Linked DNA regions of Mus musculus: region 2 is linked to region 1. Evidence: chromatin loops called from intact Hi-C (ENCODE). Cell type or tissue: heart. All regions are shown on one strand. Each heading gives the region's core, and the rest is flanking DNA. Links, peaks and the distances in the headings are about the cores only.

The links. A loop is a pair of places that touch in the nucleus more often than their neighbours do. Peaks named below come from ENCODE experiments on the same cell type or tissue, not always from the same donor. Only the 100,000 strongest peaks of a DNase experiment are listed, where the experiment ranks them.
Region 2: a loop joins it to region 1, with 26 times the contacts of the local background. A loop is called at or near these places in 4 of 42 quality-filtered maps.

What each region holds. Positions count from the first base shown.
Region 1 is chr2:28,747,009-28,755,341 of GRCm38, reverse strand. All of the region lies in intron 10 of Ak8 (adenylate kinase 8), which reads right to left. Among named protein-coding and RNA genes, the nearest start is that of Mir3088, 18 kb to the right of the region's middle. In heart, for the core only: no CTCF peak of the experiment used is centred there; no DNase peak of the experiment used is centred there; H3K4me3 peaks cover 1,613 bases; H3K27ac peaks cover 299 bases; H3K27me3 peaks cover 6,063 bases.
Region 2 is chr2:29,596,900-29,605,232 of GRCm38, reverse strand. No RefSeq gene overlaps it. Among named protein-coding and RNA genes, the nearest start is that of Rapgef1, 19 kb to the left of the region's middle. In heart, for the core only: a CTCF peak has its summit at 1,076 (motif pointing right); a DNase peak (open chromatin) is centred at 1,082; H3K27me3 peaks cover 653 bases.

The DNA of each region.
Region 1 (8,333 bases), core at 174-8,173:
TGTATCTTCTGCTGGCCCCCCTTCCCAAACAGTCTGACTGATTCTACTTTCAAAAATGAATCTGCAGTCCACATATGAGAGAGGAGGAGTCTATATTTATCTTTCTGGGTCTGGCTTATTTACCACAAGAATCTCCAGCAAATCTGTTTTCCAGCAAATGGCACAATTTCTTCTGCCAGAGGCCTCTATTCCCACATCTATGTTCCCTAACAATGAACCAACCTGCTTGGAAGGCAGCAGCTGCAGGGAATGCCAATGCTTTCCTATCCAGACCGGCACGTCAGCCTTGATCTCTGTGGATTCTGGAGTCTACCCTGGTTCTCACTCCTTACATCCTGCCACTACTTTTTATCAGTCCCTGCTCTGTGATGCCTTCTTACATGACACCGCATGGTGCTGGTGCTGATACAGCCAGAGCTGGGGGATGTCTCAGTTTGTCTCTGTCTTCTATAATTTCATGCAGCCCAACATAAGACTTGGGAACATGCTCAGTTGGCCACACCGTGCACTCGGACTCAGCGGCTAGTCTTACCCCACTTTACCTCCCCCCTCTCCCTTTCCCTCTGTCTCCCTTTTTAAGATTTATTTATTTATTTTATGTATATGAGTACATTATTACTGCCTTCAGACACACCAGAGGAGGGCTTCAAATCCCACTACAGATGGTTAGGAGCTACCATGTGGTTGCTGGGATTTGAACTCAGGACCTCTGGAAGAGCAGTCAGTGCTCTTAACTGCTGAGCCATCTCTCCAGCCCCCACTTCACATTTTTAATGGTCCCTGAGAGGATCTGAGAAAGTGAGACCAGGTCGACCAGTGTGTGTGTGTGTCCACACTGTGCTAGGGGAAGCTAATCACAGCATAGGAAGGTTGGAGGAGCCTGAAGTTAGTACATGTGTAAGAAACAGAGCCAGCCACATAGGACTACAGGGAGAGATGCCTGGCTAGTCCCACATGTCCCATGCTTATCACACCCAAGGCACAGAGCATACCGATGAGAGACCTGGGTTGGGCATGCTAGCCCCAGCAAAGACATATGGAAGAGGCCCAGGGGTTGAAGAGCCAGAAGCAAGACTCTGAAGACCAGCCAGCAGTCTTCAGGAATTGACATGTCGGCTAACCCCAAGGCAGGACAGTGTGGAGGCCAGCCCTCCATGGGGGCCCTATTCCACAGCCTCATGCTAAATCAAGACAGTGATAAACTAGCCTCCATCTTAGGCCATTGTGGGCCAGCTTACCACACGGTAACAGACCACGAGGGTATCAGGCTGCTCCTGGTTACTATAGAGACCAGGCATCCAAAACAGGTGGCTGTCACAGGAAAAGAACAAGATATCCAAAATGCATCCACAAGGGGTGGCTACATGGCTTGGTGGGTAAGGTGCTTGCTGTGCAAGTGTGAGGACCTAGGTTCACATCCCAGCATCCACATAAAAGTGTGAGTAGCGGTGCACATCTGTGAGTCGCAGACAGGATGGATCTCTGAAGCTCGCTGGCCAGCCAGTCTAGCCTAACTGGTAAGTTTCAGGATCAGTGACTGAGGAAGACACTCAACATTGACCTCTGACCTCCAGAGGTGCAGGACATCAAATGCATCTGTATTCATATCACCACCACAATAGCGATGACCCTGTCACTACACGGCAGGGTAGTGAGTGGGACCTGGGCATCACTGGGCTTCACATCCAACTGTTGTGCAGTCACCGTTTTGTTCTTTCTCATTTAGAAAGAGGCAGCAGAGGGTAACATCTGGGTGCTGGGGGTCAGAGGGTCAGGGGGCCAGGGGTCAGGGGGTTATGGGGTCAGGAGGTCAGAGGGTCAGGTTCTGTCCCCAGCATAGGGGCTGCATCATCTGTGTCCACTCTCTTGTTCACAGATATCAGCTGATCTGTCCTTGTGAGCATGCTGGTGCTGGACACTGAGGCCTTGCCTACCCAGCCCCACCCACGAGCAGACACAGGCAGGTAAATGCTTAGGTCTCTGGGAGGAGACAGAAGTTGAAGGTCAAAGTCAGGGCGGGCGAGGGTAGGGATGGAGTCCCTTCTCCTCAGTCCCAGCCCCTGGATCCCTGCGCGTGGCTGCGATGACCTCTCTGTTCTCAGGCCCCACGCTCCTCAGCTCCAGCCTGGCCAGGTCCCTCTGCACTCAGTGATTTCTGTCACCCACTGCCCCTTGCTGCCACAATGGCACTCCCCGAGCAATACAGACAAGTGTGGAGTTGCAGGCTCCCAGGGCTGGCTGGTGCTGAGCTCCTTAGCTGCCCCCTGTGCCCCTGAGCTGGGTTTGTAGGTAAGGAGGCCTCAGCAGCTCAGGCTTCAGGGGCCCCCCCTCGAGAACCATGCAACGATGCTTCCATCAGCTGGGGACACTCCCAGAGGAAAAGGGGCTTCCAGCCACCCCTGCCTTTGGGAAGGCCTGAGAGTGGCTTGACTGCAGCACCAGCCACGCCAGGGGCTACCCAGATGCTACAGCGGGGCTTCCTGCCGGGAGAGGCAGGCTGGGCTTCTAGGGAAAACCTGTCCAGGGCAATTTCACAGCTGAGAGCCTCGCAGTTTCATGTCTCTCTGAGGTCTCTTCCCCACCCCTTGCCCCCCTCCCTCCCCAAAGAGGAGATGCTTCCAGAAACTCTGGTCAGAGCAGAGGCGGCGGACACTTTGCATGTCTGGGGTCTCCGTGGACTGCCTAGAAATGTCTGGGTTTGTTTTGTTATCCACTGGATACCTGATACACAGCAAGCAGGCTTGGAGTCTGCGGGAAATCTGGGATGGGTGCCAAGCAGCAGGGGCAGCGAGCTGTCTGGCATCTTGTTCCTGCTTGCACTCAGGAATGGAGAATCTCCAGCTACCTCAGTTTCCCCCACTGGACTACTCACGTAACAGAAAATGTCTTGGCTCGTGGTGGCAAGGTGACATTGGTGACACTGGATGTCATTTTGATCACGTAGAAAGACAGTGTGCACTTTGCAAGGAAAGTCTAGTAACCACAAATGAGCAACTGGGCTTCCAAGAGGCACAACCTGTTGAGGGCAGGGGTTGGGGGTGGTGACACACACATGTACTGACCCCTTTATAGACCCATCCTCACTAACAGGCCCTTGGACCCTCAAAATGCAAGCAGCACTTTCATACCAGTGGCCTGTTGGGCTAGCTTGGCCACCACGTTCTACTGGGCTGAGAGGAAGTGAGCTACCTAGTTTCCATAAGGAAGTCTTTGTAGCAGTCCCAGCAGAAAAGTCAAAAGTTTGATTTGAAAAAGGGAGCTACTTCAAACGCATTGTCAGGCAGAGGTGAGGGATCCTGGCGAATGCATACATTACAGGGGGCATCCATTAATCCACCTTCAGGCCACCCTCCAGAAGGCCTCTGGCTGGGGGCCTGGGGGCAGGGGGAGGACTGGGGGACATGGGTCGACATACCTAGGGGAGGCAGCCCATGCTGAATAGAAAAGTAAATTAGTGTGTTTAAGACTCAGTGTATGGGTGCGCCTCTGTGTGTGTGTGCGCGCGCGCGCTCGTGTGCGTGCTCGCGCTCGAGAGACCGAGAAGAGGGGTGGGTGGGTGTGCACTCACAGAAAAATGAAAGAAAAATGTGGGTTTTTTTTTTCAATAATAAAAAGGAAGTTACTCTGCGGGGCCCCTAAAGCTTGTGAAAAATTAAACTCGACGGATTCAAACTGTCCTATTTCCACTTCAAAAGCGAAGAGGCGCTGAGCTCTTCCCAACTTAGCTTCAAACGCCCAGCACCCTAGAAAATTTCTGTAGAAAAATAAAGGCTGGCTGTTCCCCCAAGCGTGTGCCGGTTACTGTGCCCGCTGTCTCTCCTCCACTAATTATGCCCCTGTGAGTCTATTAATCATCTGGTAAATTATTTAGAGAGGCCTGCGCTGTCTTCAGCGAGTACAAACACAGCCCACTGCAAGGCGGCTGGGAGCGGGCAGAGGTCCCCCAGGGTCTCCCCTCGGCGGGAAGCAGCTTGCAGCAAGCACAAGCTCCAAACAAGGCTTCGGCATCCTCTTACCTCCTCAGACGCGGGCTTTGCGTGGTCTTTCAACTCCGCAGCTCTTTGCAAGTTTTAAACAAAAGGGGAGAGAGCAGCCTATTGTTGACTCTTTCGTGTGCATTTAGCGGTGAGAATATTAATTCCCCGGTTTTAACAAAATGAGTCGTTGCAACTAGGCTCTGATGCAGGTTGCCTCCTGGGACCGGGGACTTGCAGAATGCTCTCAGGATCGCTGTAACCATCCCTGTTTGGGCTGGCATGGGCTGGTATGGTGTGCTTAAGCTCTGTTAGCTAGTTTTGCTAGGTGATTGTTCAGGTGAGGGTCTCAGATCTCCGTCAGACCTCCCACCTCTGTTTGGATTCTATGAGACCTCCAGGGACCTTACCAGGCAGACATGTTTAGGAAATAGAGGCTGTGTGGGAGACAATGCCGGTAACTTTAGGTAATGATCTTTTCCTAACAAAACACACTAGGACTGCCATTTTTATTATGCCAATTAAATCGCTGCAGTTTCCCCTGGAAACGGGCAGGGGCCTGGGACGCGACAAGGAAGGTGGGCCTTCCTACAAGAAGGCTGCATTAACTGCTGGGTTGCAGGAGAAGCCATGGCAAGCCTGCCGAGAGCCAGCGAGGCAGAGCTGTGGAGGATAGCTCTAGCTCGCTCTTCCTGAAGAGCCAGGAGATGGGAAAGCTAGAACCCAGGGCTAATGAGCCCCACTGAAGAGACACATCCTGCCTTGCAGGGTCCTGAAGGGACCACGCCTGCCGTGAGCAGACAGCTCAAGATAAATCCACTACGCATTTAAGGCAAAGGCTAGATCCAAAGACAAGCTAGGCCTCTGGCTGATTTTTGTTGGTGTTTTATTTTCATTTGAGACAAGAGTCTCACTCCTGGCTGGCCTGGAACTCTCAGAGGCTCACCTGCCTCTGTTTCTGGAGTGCTGGGATCAATGCTGTGTACCACCACACCCTGCCCTTTGGCTGTTTTTAATCTCCTCCATGGAAAACCCAAACAGTATCCAAGAATGAGACTGCTGACTAGATCAGGGGTCAACACCACCCTCCTGAATGGAGGTGACGCAGTGGCATGTCACAGTCTGGAAATGAGCCCCATCTCCCTCCCCCAAGAAAGGCAGGGTATACTCTCCAACCAGGTGAGTCTGCACAGCCTCGTGAGCGGGTGAGGGGCTGCCCTGTGGTTAGAGAGCCAGACCCTCAGGTGGCAAAGACACACTGGCCCCTTTCCTGAGGAAGTTCCCGATCCCTGGAATTCAGAAAGTCCAGAGAAACAGAAACCTTTGGTAGGAACGGAGCCAGGGGAAGGAGCCACAGCACCTGGAGGTATGGCTGCTCTGTGAGCTCGCCCTGAGACCTCTTAGCTCTGCACTTGGTTTTCAGGAAAGAGCCTTGGATGGGCTGTGGCTTCCACAGAGGCAGAGGAGGGGTCGGTGCTGATGAGATCTGATTTTAAATGATCTAGAAACGCTGGAGAACTTGCTTTTCTGAAAGTCTGGGATCCTTTTTTTTTGCTCATTTCGTACCCAGGTGGAAGCGCCAGGAGCCCCTCAGGAAAGGCAATGTGCTTGATGCTAGCTAGACCCCCGGCTGGCAGACTGAGCCCCGTAGGCTGTAACAGAGGAGAATGACGCACGTGGAACCCTAGGGAATAAATTTGTTGTGTGTGCTGAAGCTCAAGTCAGAATGGGAGGTCAGAGCTATATGTTTCAAAGTCTAGGGCACAGGATAAGCAGCTTGCTGGCCCTCTGTGGCACTGTCACCTAGAGCTGGGATCAAGAGATTGACGACAAGCCAAGATGCAGCCCTGGAGTCCTTCGCCCAGAAAATGTGGGAAGTTGGGAGAATGAATAGTACACTTATTAATTTGCTGCTGATTTGAGAGGCGAGAGGTGTTGGCAGCAAGGACAGAGAGAGAATATCACCAAGTCCGCAGAGGTCACAGCTGGGACACAACAGCGTGCAGCCCAGTGGGGGACTGGAGGAAGTGGTTCCATGGGGGGCAGATGACATCTGGACCCACCCTGCTAAGCCAGTGACAGGGCTGCAGGGCGGCAGGGACCACAGAGCTGTGGGGCTCTGGTGTATGCATGGCAAGCAGGGGGACGAGAGGGCCTGAGCCTGCCACAGCAAGGAGGCCCTGTCGACGGGAAAGGTGACTAGGAGGCTGGGAGCGGGAGCGAGCAGAGTGCTTATGGGTGCTTACAGCATCACATGGGTCCCGGATGCCAATCAGCTCAGGGATCCCAGGAGCTTCTGGGCCACAATGTCACCAATCTGTCTTTTTACTTTTTTTTTTTTTTTTCTTTTTTGGCTACACATTCTCATGTAGCTCCAGGCTGGCTTCAAACTTAAGCTATAAGCTAGTGGTAGTGGGCCAGGTGGCCACAGTGGCAGCAGTGGCAGCTGCGGTAGCACACACCTTTAGTTCTAGCACTAGGAAGGAGGAGGCAGGAGGATTTCCAAGTTCAATGTCAGCCTGGTCTACAGACCCTGTCTCAAAACCAAAGCAAAGCAAACAACAACAACAAAATAAGAACAAACAAACCAAAACCAAAACCCCCAATTTAAGCTACGGAGCTAAGAATGACCTTGAACTCTTGACCCCCCCCCTGTGCCGCAGTGCTGTGATTACAGTCACGTGACAAAGTTCTTGACAGTCTCTCTGTTTTTATAATTCTCTGTGCCTGGATAATCCAACTCTCTGTATCTTGTGGGTCCTGATAATCTTTGGAAAAATTCATAATTTAGTATTCCCACATTCCCAGGACTGCTGTTGGCACTCAGGGCTGAGGTACTGGAATATGACTAGGAATCTAAAATGCCTGCATAGACTCCTGTACACACACATGCACACACACACACACACACACAGATACACACATATACAGTACACACATACACACATACATACACAGAGACATACATACATACACACTTACACACATACACACTTACACACATGCACACATACATACACACATATTCAGTACACACATATACATACACAGAGACACACATACATACACACACTTACACACATACATACACATGCACTCATACAGATACACACATATATAGTACACACATACATACCCACATTCACATGCGTACACACATACACACGTGTTCCCCTCTGGATACATACATACATACATATATACATACATATACTCACACATGTAAACACACATACATGCATACACACACACACACACACACTGTAAGGAGCAGCTGTGATCTCCCTCTTCTGAATTTAAAGTGTGATAGAGTGTGCCTGTCCTTTAGCATTTGAGAGGGACCTTCAGACTGTAAATGACAGAGCCTCTTTCGGGAGAGGGAGGGGCCTTTTGCCTTGTGCCTCTGCTCAGCAGAGGACTCATTTTGGACAAGATCTGAGAATCCATCTCACAGGTCTACCACCAAGATGTGGACATTTTGGGTGTTTTACCCCAGTCCTGGAAGACTGTGATGTCAGACAGACCTCAAATCTCTATTTTGTGGCCCCTGCTGCTCTAAGAGCTGCCTTTTCATGGGATCTGCCTCACAGAAGAAACGGTTTATTCTGACTCATAGGTCAAGGTACAGCCTATCATGGCAGGAGATTGAAATAGCTTGCCCTGGCTAGTTTTGTGTCACCTTGACACAAGCTAGAGTCATTTGAAAGGAGGGAACATCAATTGAAAAAATGTCTCCAAAAGATCTAGCAGCAAGCATTTTCTTAATTAGTGGTTAATGTTAAAGGGCCCCGCCATGGTGGGTGGGGCCATCCATGGGTAGGTAGTCCTGGCTTCCGTAAGAAACAGGCTGAGCAAGCCATGGGGAAGAGCCAGTAAGCAGAGCCCTCTATGGCCTCTGCATCAGCTCCTGCCTCTAGGTTCCTGCCCTGTTTGAGTTCCTGTCTTGACTCCCTTCAATGATAAACAGTGATGTGGAAGCATAGGTCAAATAAAACCCTTCCTCTCCAAGTTGCTTTGGTCATGGTGTCTCATCATGACGATAGTAAGTTGACTAAGACAGCTGGTGACATCACAGCCACACTCACGAAGCAGAAAGCAATGGACGCACACTGCCACTCAGCTCCCTTCTTCTGCTTACACAGTCTGGGGTCCCAGCCAGGGACTGTTCCGGTTCACGGTTCACGGTAAGGTGAGCCATTCTGCATTAATTACCATGAATGAGACAACCCCTCACAGGTGTGCTGCCAGGCTTGTCTCCTAGGTACTGCCAGACCACGTCTTTCATTCCTCAAGCCTGAGCATTAGCACACCTGTGGGCTCGGGTCCTCTTTAATCACAGATGTCACTGTGCTTGGACAG
Region 2 (8,333 bases), core at 233-8,232, 850 kb before region 1:
GTGTCTGCCTTGTGCAGCCTTCTGCTGAGACCATTTCTCCTGGGGCCCATGGGCATCTCTTTGTCCGTCTGTGCTCACTCCATGATCTCTATGGGCACAGCCTTCAGGGCTGCCTGGTCACTCCAGAGATGTCCACTTTGTATCTTTGGGTCATATAAGGGGGTTCTCTAAGCTCAGGCACCCCCGAGCCCAGGTGCTGTTGCAGTTGGCATTGTGGGCAGCTAGCCAGAGCCTTAACTGGGTCTAGGTTTTACCCATGCAAGGCTCCTGAGGCCAGTAATACTAGCTGGTGGAGCAGGGGTTCCAGGAGTGTCACTACACCCCAGAATAGTCCACTCGACACGGACACAGGGGGAGGGTTCAGGAGAGTTCTGGCAGGCTGCCTCCAGCTGTTGCACAGTGGGTGGGTGGCTCCGGAGAGGATTTTTTTACAGTAGATGTCCTGGATGACTGTCCAGAGAACTGAGAACTGAGAGGAGGCAGAGAATGGACCTCTGTCACTGTACTGTCATGAGAGAGCCTGCTCATACCCAGACAGGTAGAAGGGAAAGGATTCACTCTTCCAGGTGCAACCCCGTGTTTTCTGAGTAGCCGTGTCAGGTACACGCCTGCCTGTCCCTGGGCTTCAGTGTGCAAAGATGCTGTATGGGATTGTAAAGCAGATCTGGAAAGAATTGTGCATTTTTCTAACCCCGCCTCAGGGTTGCTTTTGCTCTTCTAAAAAAAAAAAAAAGGTGCACAATGCATTCAAGGACACCATCTTCTGCTTTTTCTACGTGGTCCTGACACACAACAGCATCCGTGGGCAAACACACACACACACACACACACACAGCAGTCAAGTCATCTGAATAAAGATTCTAGGATATTCCCTGACTTGCTGCCACCCAAGCCTCATTTCTAGTGCTGGGAGTACCCTATTGGCTGCTCCACTTTGTGGCTGACATCTGTTCTGGGCTAAAGGTCCTTGTGTGGTCCACATTCTGGATGATCCTAAGATCAAATTGGATGATGATGGTCAGTCCCCGTCCAGATGGGGCTGGCAGCTGGCCGAGTGAAGTGGGTGGAACCACTAGAGGGCAGCAGAGTCCACAGAAGCAATGTCCCACTGGGCTCGGTGCCAGGGCCCCTGGGAGAGGACCCAGGAGAATGTGCCTTTCATGTTTCTTGCTGAGTGGCCTGGAGTGCACCCAGACCCCACCTGGTGCCAGGGTGGGATCCAGAGAACCAGTCAGGGTCAGTTAGTGGCTTGATACTGGAAAAACCACTCAAACTCTCTGTGGATGGTTCTGCACTTTTAAAATAGCAATTATGGGTGGCTGGAGAGACAGTTCAGTAGTTAAGAACACTGCTCTTCCAGAGGTCTTGGATTCAATTACCAGCACCCACGTAGCAGCACACACCTGTAATTCCAGTTCCAAGGGATCTGATACCCTCACACAGGCATACATGTAGGCAAAATAACAACGCACATAAATAAAAATAAACAGAAAAAAAAAGAGCTGTAAACTAGCAATAACGCCACCCTCCTCCTGTTCTAGTAACTGTGTTAGTTAAGTTAGTTAACATGCCCAGTGAGCACTTATTCCAGGATGGACATTAGTGGCTTCCAGCACCTTCAACCCTTTCGTTCTGAGGAACCTAAGGTGTGGATGGAAGCAGGGTCGGTGCCTAACAGATGCCCTGCTCCTTGCTCTGTGCACTTCGCTCTTAGCATATTTTACTTCCAGTCGTGAGGACTTCTTGACTATTCGTGCTAGGCAGAGGCTCAAGCTGGCCAGACAGCAAGGGATAGAGGCAGTGAGGCCAGCCGACCTGCAGGGGTCATGACGAGGACCTCCAATGCATCCCACACAGTAGGGCCTCAAGCTCCCGGGAAGGGGCACTGGACAGCACTGGTCAGCCATCAGGAAAGTTGAGGCTTGCACACATGTGGCTTGGCTATGGTTCTCAGGACTAGTGATCTCCTAGTTGGCTTTATCTCGGAGGCTCCCTTCAGCTCTGTGGTGCACAGTGAGGAAGACAGGGCGTTCAATAGCAGCTTCTTCGAAGAGGCCTCAGTGGGCTGGAGTGGAAAGGATGGGAGAGGAAGATGGATCTGTGGGTGCCCAGTGCCCCTCCCTACTCCTGCTGAGCAGCCTTCCTAGACTCTGCAATTTTATTCTTAAAGGGGGAAAAAAAAGGTTCTGATGCTAAAATTAACACGACAACAAAAAAAAATTCTAAACCACCAGACTAGATAATTCCTAAGGCCCCTCCTTGTCCTAAATATTTTATGAAAACCATTCTGGAACCATTTATATTTTTAGATAGTGCATTCAATGTGTCTTTCCCCTTTTGGGCAAAGACTTTTTTTTCAACCTTTAAATGATTTTTCTCCAGCTTCAAGTGCTCCCCATATTATCTGTTATTTTGGGGGTTTGTTGTTGTTGTTGTTGTTGTTGTTGTTTCCTTCCTTCAGATTGTCCATTAAATCTTAATTTTGCCCTGCTTAGGGCTTTGATGACAACTTCAGCAGCTCCAACTGTCCCTCAGGTTCCTCTCCTAATCAGCACGGAACCTTCTCTTTGGGGTTTCTCTGCACGGCCACCACCGTCTCCCCAGGCCTTGTCTGCACCCAATCTGTGATGTTTCTCAAAGGAATCAACACTGAGAAGATCACGGGCATCCCAGAGACAGGTCACTGGAGCCCGAGGGAAGCGAGTTTGTTATTAACAAGTAAGAGAACAGAACTGATCCCGAGGCAAGAAAAGAAAGTGCAGGCTGCGAGACTGCATACCTTTTCATCTGATGTGGGTCTCCTTGCCCAGTGTCTCCTTCTGAGTGTAAAGATAAATTCATTTTATTTTAATAAATTCCACATTTTGAGCAGTTTCTGTGGTGTGTTAGGAAGGGTGAATTTTGACCCCAGTGTATCAGCAACCATAGTAAGCAGCATCCATTCTGCTGGGGTTAAAGTTTCATGAGGAGACACATTACTTTCCTGGTAAATACATCCCATCCCCTTCCATTCGGCCTGCAGTGAGACTCTGAAGGAGAGCTCACTGCTTTCTACAGACACCTGCTCCAACCTGTCCCCCTTCCTCTGCTGACTCTATGCCCACCAGAAAGAAGGAACTCATTTCTCTGCATGAGATCAGGTTAATCTATTAGCATCAGATGACCAGCTAACCATTAGTCGATCAATAAACCAATCCAGGAACACCCTTTCTCTCTAAGTGTTAAGATCATGGGCATGTTTGTAAAGGTATCACCCCCACCAAGTATCACCCCACAAACTCGTGTGAAAGAAATCCCAATTATAACCCTGTTGTGATGAAGGCACACACCTGTAACAGCATTTGGCAAGTGTAGGCAAGAGAGTCAGAAGTTCAAAGCCAGCCTCAGTTACACACCAGGTTTGAGGCTAGCCTGGACTACATGAGACCACAAACAAGGAACTAGGGAGGTGGCTCAGTTGGTAACGTTTCTGCTGCATAGGCACAAAGACCTAAGTCTGGATATCTAGCATACCTACATAAAACGCCAGAAGTGGTAATGACTGTATGAGATCTCAGTACTAGGACAGCAGAGACAGGCAGGTTCTTGGAGCTCACTGTCTGGTCAGCTGAGGTGGTGGACTGTAGAGTCACCGAGACCTATCTAGGCAAATAAAGCGGAGGGTGATTGAGGAAGATGCAGGAAGTCCGTCTCTGGGCTCACCATGTGCATGTGCACACGCACACGCACACGCACACACACACACACACACACACACACACTCTTGCATGTACATGAACACACACCGACCACAAAAGGCACTTACATACTACACACTAGCACATAGACTCACATTAAAGACAAACTCTGATAGCTTTGGCTTTTGGTTGCTCCAAGAATCCCAGCATGAACAATGAGAAAAGAGTTTGTTTGTTTGTTTGTTTGTTTGTTTGTTTAGAAACCCCAGATGTTCTGGATCTCACTATGTTTGCCTCGAACTCACAGAGCTCTGCCAGCCTCTGCCTTCTGAGTGCTGGGATTAAAGGTGTGCACCATCATGCCTAGCTGAGAAAAGAGTTTAGAATGAAATCTATATGGTGATCCTGGCCCCCAAGGTGTACTCTCTCTTGTCCCCCTTGGTTCTCTTCCTGTGCTCACCATCCTGATGCTGGATCCTTCCCAGCCCAGTACACAAACCCTTTCTACCACAAGCTCTCAGTTCCTCCCTAACCCTGTCTTTGTCTGGAGTTCACTCTTCACATTTCCCCCAAGAAACCACCATCACCATCCAGTCCTTCTCCCATGACCAGTACCCTGTGATGACAAACCTAGGAGTTCTCAGGTGTCCCTGGTTGGATTTGACTTGCCTACGTTGTTGTTGGTTTTGGTGATGGTGGTAGTGATGGTGGTGGTGGTGGTGTGTGTATATGTTACTGCAGATGTTACTGGGCAGAGACAGAAAAACCTTCAGAAGGTCTCTGTCCAGCACGGGTGTATGCAACAGCAGACTTTAGGAACTCCAGGCCTGGTACATGCTAATCAAGTGATCTACTGCCAGGATACACGACAGTCTTATATTTTGATGAGACCCCCTCTATGAGGCTCTGAGTGGTGCACACCTTCAGTCATCGATGCACACACCTGCCTCAGATGCAGGCAGGAGAATCAGGAGCTCAAGCCATCCTTGACTGCATGGCAAGTTCAAGTCCAGCCTAGGCTACATGAGACCCTGTCTAAAACAAAACCCCAAGCCAAAGCAAACAGACAAAATAAATGGGTAAGTAAACCCTCACAAATAAGAAACCCTTAGTGAGCTGGGGAAGATAGCGTGGTGACTAAAGTAAGAAGTCCAGGACCCAAGAATCCACAGTGCTGGGCACAGCAGCACACATCTGTAATCTAAGTCCTTCCACATGGAGATGAGGGGCAGAGACAGAAGAACCTTCAGGACGTCTCTGTCCAGCATGGGTGTATGCAACAGCAGACTTTAGGAAACACTGCTTCAAACATGGTGGAAGCTAGGACTGACTCCCGGAGGTTGTCTTCTGCCTGCAAGTGAGCTCGGTGGCACTTAGACGTCTGCCCCTCCACACACATCATAATCACAAAGTCTAAAAACTAAGGAAGGTGAGGCCTTTATGATGAAGAAGACTGGATAGAGGTGGATGCTCTAGGATTTAAGTGAGCTGTTCAGATAAAACCAGATCATTGCGGGTTCCTGTAGCTCTGCTCTAAAGAACAAGAGTGCAAATACTTACTTACTTACTTACTTACTTACTTACTTACTTACTTGCTTACTTACTTTTTTGTTTGTTTGTTTGTTTGTTTGTTTGTTTGTTTTTTCGACACAGGGTTTCTCTGTGTAGCCCTGGCTGTCCTGGAACTCACTTTGTAGACCAGGCTAGCCTCGAACTCAGAAATCTGCCTGCCTCTGCCTCCCAAGTGCGGGGATTAAAGGTGTGCACCACCATGCCCGGCTACTTATTTTTTCTATTTAATGTATATGAGTACACTGTTGCTGACACACCAGAAGAGGGCATTGGATCCCATTACAGATGGTTGTGAGCCACCATGTGCTTGCTGGGAACTGAACTCATGACCTCTGGAAGAACAGCCAGTGCTCTTAACCCCTGGGCCATCTCTCCAGCCCCCAGGGACTTTCTTAAACACACATTTGCACACTATAGTGAAAGGCTGTATACAGAAACTCAAAGAGCAGAATGTTTATTAGAGCGAGACTCTCTAGTTTGGGGCAGATTCGGCATAGCTTCTTATGTCCGTACACAGAGTCAGTCCATTTATTAAACAGGCATTAACTGAGTGCCTACCGTTCTGGGCTGGGAGCACAGTGGACCAAGCCACCGACCATACCTGTGGAAGGGTTGAGCCCTCTGCGTGGAGGGCTGTGGGTAGAGGGGTGGGTTTGGCGAAGGAGACTGGGGTTCTTTGGCGATGGTGGACATTACAAGGGGGTGCTGTCATGGTCTGTGAGGTCACCCAAGAGGTGGCTAGTGACAGTTTTCCTCCTGGGTTTCAGCTGTGGAGGGCAGGGGTGATATGGGAGTCCTTCTGCTCCTCCAGCCCTGGAGTGAGTTACAAAGCTGCCCCATCTGGAGTGTTGGAGGCCTCAACATCGTCCTGAGAAGGCAATTCCTGGAGATTAGACTTCACATTGAGATCATTCTAGACTTAAATATTAATTCTGTTGATTGCATTCTTGAGATCAAGACTGGGAGATGTCTAACTCAAGGGGGAAAACCCAATAAATTATAAATTGGAAATGTTATTTTGAAGGGAATGTCATGGAGAAGGAATTATGAACTCCGGCAGACAGAGGATTGCTTACAAAAAAAGTCAGAGAGATGTAAAACATGTTTTAGATTTAGAATAGCTTTTTAAAAATTAACATTTGTTGCTCTTAAAAAATTGATCAACTGGCCTTGCTTGGGATTGGAGTATCATGGTTAATTTCCCCCTAAGTCCTGTGATATATGTATTTTTTATCATAGGCGAGTCGGTCAGGGAGGAAGAAGTGGCTGAATTGGGGTTTGAATCCTCTTTTAAAAGACCACATTTCCCAGGGAGCACCATTTCTTCCCTGGAAACCCTAAGCACTGTCCTAATGTCTGGGATGGAGCACTCCAGTGTGTCAAGTGCAGTGCTACTTCATTCATTCATTCATTCATTCATTCATTCAGGTACAGATGCTGGAGGTAGGTTCCCTGCTGGGAAGGCCATGTTACATTGGAGAAAGGAGCACTGGAGTTCAGTGAAGGAGGCCAGGGCCACAAAGCACACCCTGCACAGCCTGGTCCAGGGCTTCCTGACAGAGGTGACCTTGAGATCTAGGCCTAGAGGCTGGGTAAGATTTAGCTAGGCAAAGAGTAGAGTATAGAAATCACTTCTATGGTTCTTTCAGCCCCATGCTTCCAGGAATAAGACTCAGACTCAAAATATATTTACAAATACCTTGGGCTTATAGCTAGGCTCTTCTCTGACTAGATATAACCTAAGATAGTCCATTTATTCTAGTCTACATTCTGCCACGTGACTGGTTACCAGTGCTCAGGTACCATGTGCCCATCTTGTCACATCCCCGGATGAATCCCCCACCTGGCTGTATCCCAGAATTCTCTCTCTCCCTGGTTGTTTCACCTCCCATTTCCTGCCTAAGCCATACGCTTTTTAATTGACAGGTGATACATCTGTACTATATACGAGATATTCTCTCTGTAGAGGGGTGAAGGAGGATATGCCAGACCGTATATACAGCCTGTAAGCTCAAGGGTGCGTGAGGGCTTCCAGAAGCAGGGGGAAGTGGAGTCTTGCTAGTGTGCAGAATGCAAGAGCTAGGGGCTGGTGAGATGGCTCAGTGGGTAAGAGCACCCGACTGCTCTTCCAAAGGTCCAGAGTTCAAATCCCAGCAACCACATGGTGGCTCACAACCATCTGTAACAAGATCTGGCGCCCTCTTCTGGAGTGTCTGAAGACAGCTACAGTATACTTACATATAATAAATAAATAAATCTTTAAAAAAAAAAGAATGCAAGAGCTAAGCTGCTTAAAACAAAGAGGTGGGGATGCGGCTCAGTATTGGAGTGCTTGCCTAGCAAGCCAGAAGCCCAGTGCTCAGTACTCAACCACACCCAACAGCTGGAGCTCTTACCTTAACAGAAACTGACATGGAAACTTAAGGGTTCTTTGGAAAGTTGGTTGGATGGTGTTTTGCTGGGGCAAACACATGAAGGAACGTTTCGTTGAAATAGACACAGTCTTGCGCGCGCAGGACTGGCCAGCAGTAACGACGCTGCAACAGGATCCTTCTGCACACGTTTATTGGGAGAGCTTGATTGCAGAGGCGAAGAGACCCTGAGCCCAGAACTGGTGCTGCTTATATAGGCTTAGGAGAAGCGTGTCTCACACCCGGATTGGTTATGCACTAAGCCTCATTTGCATGTTCCTCATCTGATTGGCTACTCTCTCTCTCTGTACCTCACAGAGCCTCATTATCATACCTCATTTGCATGTCTCACATCTGATTGGTTATACTCTCAAAGCCTCATTATCATGCCCGGGCCAGGCAGTGTCTTTGCAAAACTTTACTGCATATGTACACATTGGTTGTTTGTCCAAACTTATGCATGGTGGCCAGCAGTAGTCAGTGCCACTCTGCAACGGCACATGTGGTTTCCCACAACACAGGTGTGAAAAGCTAAGGCAGACTTGTGAAGGAATGTTTTGTTGAAGCAGACACAGGAGAGAGGATGTTCTGCTAAAGCAAGCAAGTGAAAGGACACGTGATGGAGGATTCTTTGCTAACAACACACATATGTTGGTCCACTTTACATTGTATG